Regions from separate parts of the Homo sapiens genome. Here regions 1 and 2 are each linked to region 3. The links are chromatin loops, found by intact Hi-C in ENCODE. Cell type or tissue: endothelial cell of umbilical vein. All regions are shown on one strand.

What was found. Hi-C counts contacts between places; a loop is a spot of excess contacts. Peaks named below come from ENCODE experiments on the same cell type or tissue, not always from the same donor. Only the 100,000 strongest peaks of a DNase experiment are listed, where the experiment ranks them.
Region 1: a loop joins it to region 3, with 2.4 times the contacts of the local background. A loop is called at or near these places in 1 of 110 quality-filtered maps.
Region 2: a loop joins it to region 3, with 4 times the contacts of the local background. A loop is called at or near these places in 1 of 110 quality-filtered maps.

The regions. Positions count from the first base shown.
Region 1 is chr7:112,413,584-112,416,083 of GRCh38, forward strand. No RefSeq gene overlaps it. Among named protein-coding and RNA genes, the nearest start is that of IFRD1, 36 kb to the right of the region's middle. RefSeq lists enhancers at 1,547-2,048, 2,049-2,500. In endothelial cell of umbilical vein, a CTCF peak has its summit at 1,511 (motif pointing left); a DNase peak (open chromatin) is centred at 1,488.
Region 2 is chr7:112,191,304-112,193,803 of GRCh38, forward strand. All of the region lies in intron 1 of DOCK4 (dedicator of cytokinesis 4), which reads right to left. Among named protein-coding and RNA genes, the nearest start is that of DOCK4, 14 kb to the right of the region's middle. In endothelial cell of umbilical vein, no CTCF peak of the experiment used is centred here; a DNase peak (open chromatin) is centred at 1,178; H3K27ac peaks cover 2,356 bases.
Region 3 is chr7:112,021,950-112,024,449 of GRCh38, forward strand. All of the region lies in intron 1 of DOCK4 (dedicator of cytokinesis 4), which reads right to left. Among named protein-coding and RNA genes, the nearest start is that of DOCK4, 180 kb to the right of the region's middle. In endothelial cell of umbilical vein, no CTCF peak of the experiment used is centred here; DNase peaks (open chromatin) are centred at 1,542 and 2,072; H3K27ac peaks cover 2,208 bases.

The DNA.
Region 1 (2,500 bases), 390 kb after region 3:
CTGGAAGAGCCTAGCTCTGAACTTCTTGTTTCTTAAGGTTTAAGCCTCTGCACTTGAATGTTCTGTTAGTTAGAGCTGAATGCGTTCCAGCTGCTACAGATGGTCGAAAGTCTGAGTAGGAGGTAATGCTTCTCCATGCTGCTGCCTGGAGGAGTATTAGAATTTGGCCATCCTACCTTCTATTAATTGCTGCCTTCTTGATTGCCACTTCGATTGCACAGTGCCCTAAGAGCCCTAAGGAGTATAGTTCAGTAAAGCCTGGGGGTGTGTAAAAGCAGCCTGTATTCACAATTGAAGTTGGGCTTTAAATGTGTGGTTTGAAGGGTATCACCATTCTCATCTAGCGTATAAAATAAATAAAATAAATTTATTATCCGCTTTCAGTCTGAAATTCTATTTGTGAAGCTTATTCCTAGAGTGTTCAAGATTTCTTTCTTAAATTATGTGTTTTCTTGAATGGAGACCAGCATCCTACACTCTTATCAGCTCCCATGTTAGCTGAGATGGAGAACTAACTGCAAACTGGGGATAAAATAAATAGAATTTTAGGACCTATGAGTTTGTAGAAATCTTTGAGATCATCCAACCTCACACCTTTATTTTGTAGATTTAAAAGAAAAGCCAAAAACTGTGGACCAGAAAGTTTCAATAGTTTACTGGATAATGTCCATAATCCAGGTTTCCAGGCTTCCAGTCCAGGGGATTTTTTTAATCTTGTTGTCAACCCAGATTAAGTGTGTGAACAGCACATTTAGAATGCCCGATGGAAGCCTGCTGCCATTTCTCTACCTGGGTCTGGAGTCTGTGGGCTTGAAAGTTTATTTGAATAGTTGGCATGCTTTTAGCAATGGAGGTGGGGGTGTGGGGCACGGCATAAAAGGAGGAGCTGATGGACATCGGAGGGAGCAGACACATGGCCACTGGCCTCTGGGTTTTGCTGACGTCTAACCCTGCATTTGCCCTATATCTATGGGAAAGGGCAGGTGCTTCTTTCACTCTTTCTTACTTGATAGACTACATATATGTTTGTTTTGAATAATTCATCTATTTAACAAATGTCATAACATGCTACCTTTATGATAGACTCTCATTCTTTTAAAAAGCCTATTTCTGAGGTTTAGAAAATAAATCACTGCTATGTGTGTTTATAAATGTTTCAGTTTATCTGGGATCTTCAAATAAAAATGTTTCTTAAAATACTAGGTTAAATATTCCAAAGAGGTTCCCATATTTTGTCAAGCACTTATGGATCTATAAAGGCATGCACTGTTTAAATAAATTCTGACTTTTTATAAAAAGGCATGAATTTATTGCAGTGCCAACAGTAGTCAATCTCTTCTTTAGATATGTAGTTTTAAAATATATTGTTTCAAAAGAGCCAGATTCGTAACTGTTTTTGTGATTTGTTTTTGCTTAGACACCTACACAATCCTTCTATTCCAAACAATCTTCAGGTCATAAATCTTGGAATGGTTTCTGTGTTCTCTTGCCCTCTGCTGGCTAAATTGAGATCTTTCTTAGAACATGCCAATCAGACACACCCCGTGGGTCACAGATATACATCCTCCATCCTGCTCGTTTTTGGGTCCATTTGGCAAATGCCTCCTCAACAACTTTTATGCCAGAGATAAAAATCTAGCTTTAGATCCCCTGCTTCTCATCAAGATATCCATGACCTGGTGACTCTAGTTTATAACATCTGTCTGTTCTCAAGCATCTTTTGTATTTACCCCTTGCATCCTATGATTAGCAACTTATTATATCTTATAGCATTCCTGAATTGTCTCTGCTACATAATTAAGTAAATTATCATGCCAGTGAGTAAACATAAGATGTAACAATCTGTCTTGCTTATTAGTTGCTTGTTGTTTGTCTTGTTTCCCCAGTGTGACTGTCATCTCTCTAGGCTTTCATTCAACCCCATCAACTGGATCCCAAAGAGCCCTCGGCCATGGAAACTAGGCCCCTACACCTCTCCCAGACCTTCATGGGCTGCTGAAGGGCCCCTGGTGCCTGCTGTAACCGTGGCATTCACAGGCATCCCCTAGTCCCTCTGCAGTAGAGGGACATGGGGCAAAGTAGAGCACACATGCTTGGGGAAGTTCAGCCCTTCCCCAGTGGGCCATGCAGAAAAGGGTGAAGCAACACACGATCTGAGACCTGTGTTCTCCCCTCTCCTGCGGGGGGTGAACCCCAGCTGACATTCTTGAGGTTCTCCCACTGCTCTCTCCTCTCCCTCATGTAATACTCACAAGACTGGTGTTGTTCTGGGGTAGGCTGTGGAGCAACTCCTGCTCTTGAATGCCTCCTCCTCCATTTACATCTAAATTGAAATCTTTTTCAATTACTTTGTCTCCCAGTTATTCTGAAGATACATGTTATTTATTTATTTATTTATTTATTTATTGGCTCTCTTTGTTGAACTGTACTTTTTTTGTGCAGAGAGAAGGTGTATGGAGAGATTTGAATTTGGGTGGCTGGCGTTATTATCATATGGGAA
Region 2 (2,500 bases), 170 kb after region 3:
TCAAAGACGCACACATTTATTCCCTTCACGTCACTCAGCACTGTTTGGTCCTTGGCTCCCATTTCCCTATTTCTCCCCACCCCTCTAGTACCCATCCCCATCTCCTGAGGCACCTAGTGGCTCCTCTGTCACCACTGTGCCCCACACCCCCACCCACCAGCAGTCAGCATACTGACTGACCATCACTACCACAGACCAATGCTAGAGTAAAAAGACAACGTGGGGACTTATTTCACATAATACTGGTATTAACACTAGTATCTTATTTAAAAAATAAAGTATAGTGAGCAATTTCTTCAGCACTGCCCATAGAACCCCAAAGCCTGGGGCTGTGCCTCCAGATTCTGGCCCTAAGTCGTATGTACAAAGGTGTGATACCATGAAGGGACCACATGCTTCAGGCTGGGACAGATGAGTGCCTGAATCTCAGCCCTTCACAGGTGGGTCCCCTGCAACAAATTACTGGCCCTCTCTAGGTCTGCTGTAAGGCTGGAGTATGTGCACAGGGCCAATCACACAGGCCCAGCCCTTGGTAAGCATTCATCCTAAAGCTGGGTTTTCCTCTGCCTGCCCACTCTTATTTTTCTGTAATTTAAATATGGATATGTTTAAATTATATACTATATAACATTACATACTATATATACTTATATAATATATATTATAATTATATATAAGTATACTTAAATATTATATATTATATAGTATATAACTTAAACATAGTATAATTTAAATATAGTATATATACAGTGTTTGTGCTTGTGTGTGTGTATATATATAGTGTGCATTTATATATAATTATATACTATAGTTTCTATTTATCCTTCCCAAAATCTCTTGAAGGAGAAGAATCGATCCTAAATCCATCTTTCTTCCTCTGCCCAGTCTTAGAAGGAATCACACACAAAAAAAGATAAACCATTTTCCAAGATACTTAACATCGGTCAGGTGACAGGAATAAGAGGGGACAAGGGGGAGGGGAGGGGGAGGAGGTGGAAATTACCCAAAAGGAAGAGGAAGAAGGTTTTCCAGATATTTAAAATGTGATTCCACTCAGCTGTTTATCTTGGGCGATCTTAGCAGCCGGTGACTCACTCCTATGGGAAGTATCTCAATATGAAACTTCTATTCTTTTGTAGAAGTTCTGAGTCTTCCAGGATATGAGACACTCTTTCCTCCTCAGGGCTGTTTCTTCAGGTGCACAAGTGAATAATATCATCACCATCCCAAGTCCTTATCTTCATTTTAAAGCTTGAAGGGGAAATATCTGTCTTAACTTTCACACTGATTTATCTGTGATACTTTATGTACTCCCTTACTGTGTATTTAAAAACAAAATCAGGGTAACATCTATCTTGAAGAAATGTTGTTCAAAGTAAATGAGATAAAACTATGAAACATTTCTAGCTCCTTCACTTGTCCAGTCATCCAGTTCTATATCTCTTTGGATGCTTATCAAGCTAGCATATTGCCTTATACATCATAGGCATATACCATAAATAATCATCCAACAGAAGTTTTTCTACCAACATGTCGTAAAATATGCCCTTATGCTTGTCACTAAGAAAAAAAAATGCAACAAGTAAATCTTTAGAGGAAGGTACTAGCTACTCTCAGGAAACACATACTTAAGGATAGTAGAAAAAGAAAAGAAATTCCTCCAAATATTGCTTCATTCTCTTCAGGGACCTGATATTCAACAGCCAGGACTTTCAAAAACAAAGTACTCCTAACCCAATGCCCCAACCAAAGTTTCATATAATAAAACTTCCATCTACTTTTTAAAAATGCTAACCTATATGATTAAACCTGTCACCCTAGGTTTTTATAAAAAACTGTAGCAAAAAGAAATGAAGCATCTGAAGACTCTACCTCTTTTGGTTGCTTTGAAGGCACCCAAAGTGATGTGACAACTCAAGACAATGTGAGCAACTTTGCAAAAATGCCATTATTCAAATAAACAGATACCTGGAGTTACTAGTCGATATCTACCATCAAAAAATCTAACTCAAATGGGTGCAGTCGTTTATACTTGTAATCCTAGCACTTTGAGAGGCTAAGGCAGGAGGATCACTTGAGCCCAGGAGTTCAAGACCAGCCTGAGCAAAATAGTGAGACCCTGTTTCTACAAAAAATGAAAATAAAAATAGCCAGGTGTGGTGGTGCATGCCTATAGTCCCAACTACTGAGAAGGCTGAGGCAGGAGGATCACTTCAGCCTGAGAGATCAAGGCTGCAGTGAGCCATGATCACACCACTGCATTCCAGCCTGAGCGACAGAGCCAGACCATGCCTTAAAAAAAAAAAAAAAAAATTCTAGCTCAATTAAGTCTGTGCCTCCAGAGGTGGGCCTGCAGAGTCAGATCTCAAATCACAGAGAGAGCCAACACTAACTACATTGATTACACTGAGGTTGAGGATCCTGCTTCTACTTTTTTTATATCCCTCTTCCTACAATCCCTAAAATGTCTTTAACCCTTCTGCTTGGGCTGCCATATAAA
Region 3 (2,500 bases):
ATGTTGAAAAAATATGCATATGATTATTTATGCTTCCGATTAATGTCAAAATTGTAAACTGCAAAAGACCACTAACCATGAGCAGGGACATTAACTTGGTACTATATTCTATGTCATGACAGTGTGAAAAACACCTAGAACAGAAAGGTTTACCTTTTCCCCTTCACATGCAATCTCCTCTGTCTCTATTCAGTTCCCCCTAGGAAATGCTGTGGTATGTGTTTAGCGCGGTATAATCACTCACTCAATGTTTACTAAACATCTACCGCAGACTGGATACCACTCTATGTACTGAGCCAGAAGTATCCACAAATATAGTACAAGTACTCCTCACAGCAACTCTCTGCAGTAGGTATTCTTATCTGTATTTTATAGATGAGGAAAGCTGGGGCCAGACAAGAGAAGCAATTTGCCAAAGGTCACAAAGCTCGGTGGTGGTACAGGAGAGGGTTCCGCCCCTGACCAGCTGATGGCTGTCCCAGCTGTAATTACTGCTCCTTGAGAGGGAAGCAGGCACAGAGTAGCGGTGAGGAGCATGGCTCAGGCTTCTGCATAGGTGGGTTCAAATCCCATTCCTGCTACTTATTAACGACGTGAGCCCAGCCAGCTATTAACCGTGCTGTGCTTCAGTTTCCTCAGACTGTAAAATTTGGGTAATAACAGTATTTGCCTCACAGGGTTCTGTGGGAATGGAATGAGTCCCATGGAGAACATGGATGGTGTTCAGCACAGTGATGAGCACACCTGGGCAGCAAAGGCATGTGAGCTGTCAATGTTGACCATTTCTTTGACTACTCCTATAATCACCTGGCAAGTAGTTAGCATCAGTAAATGTTTCCCTGATGAAATGCTTATTTTCTTAATATCCAAACTCTGGTTCCCGGGCTGCAATTTCCTGCTAAGGAAGTGAAAGGCCTGTAAATTGCCCCCAGAATTCAAGTACCACTTCAATCAAAGAGGAGCCTTTTCTTCTTTTTTTGTTTTTGAGATGGAGTCTCACTCTGTTGCCCATGCTGGAGTGCAGTGGCGTGGTCTCGGCTCACTGCAACTTCCACCTCCAAGGTTCAAGCGGTTTTTCAGCGATTCTCCTGCCTTTGCCTCCCGAGTAGCTGGGATTACAGGTGCCCGCCACCACGCCCAGCTAATTTTTGTATTTTTAGTAGACAATGGCGTTTCACCATGCTGGCCAGGCTGGTCTTGAACTCCTGACCCACATGATTTGCCCACCTTGGCCTCCTAAAGTGCTGGGATTACAAGTGTGAGGCACCGTGTCCAGCTGAGAAGCCTTTTCTACGTATCCTTCATGAATGATTTCCAGAGTTGCTCTACAAAGCTGAGGGAAGCATGTGTAGGGAGAAGCATTGAAGCTGTGAGATGTACCTGAGTTTGGTGCTGAGTTAATGCAGAGAGCTTTGGCAAAAGCCTCTGTTTCCCCCTTAAGATTTGGTGTTTACTCCTATTCAAGTTGTAAAGAGCATCCAAGGCAGCCAGACAGGGTGACAGAGCACAGTTACACTTCCCATTATAAAAACACATCCTTTGCTTCTCACGGAGCAAAAGCTCAGGAAGAAAGCACAACATTAGATGACATCATGCCTTCCGGATCAGAGACCAGAGATTTTAGGTTATTAGCCTTTCTACTATTTTTTAAATCAGTAATATTGAAGGGCTTTTGTTTGTTTTTAAAAACTCTGTCCTTGGAATCCAACCACTAGAATACTAATGAAAGAGAAATAGGCAGACAGGCATTTTGTGCTCCATCCCTGAAAGGGGGTGCATACCTTGTGCAGCATTATTTCTGCAACTTGAAAATCCATAAAGAAAATCCTCAACTTATCAATTAATTGTATGTCTTTAAGAAATTAACAAAAATTACTCTCAAAAACAGACTTACTCTTTAATCTATATTCTAGCTCTTTTCATGTCATTAAAAAAATAAAATAAAACTTTGATATTTCACATTACTGCCAGCCAGCAGACTAAGTGACGCAGTACAGAAACATGTCTCTTTTCCTTATCAGTCATAAATGCTGTTCAATGCGTGTCCTTCCTAAACTGCTTTGTTCACGGCTTTCCGTGGCAAGAAAATGTTTATCATGTATACGTGAATTCTGTTTTTCATCTCGACTTGTTTTTCAAGAAAGACTATTTATATATGTATCTTTGAGGAGATACAAGGATGCAATGCTTTCAATTTTCACATAAAATGACTTCATAAAAATAATCAATGTGCCTTAAAAATGTAATGATTATACTGGATAATTCAAGCATCACACGGGGCCTGTCTCAGCCTCCTGGCTTTAAATATCATCTAAACGCTGAGACTCCCAAATTGATATTTCTAGTTGGAGCTTTTCCCTTGAACACCAGATTAGTATACTTAGTATATTCAACTTCTTATTTAATACCTCTATGAAACCGAACTCCTGAACTCTCTTTCCCACCCTACTCAACCCACAATCCAAAATCTGCTCTACTGTTAGCCTTCCATCCCAGTAAA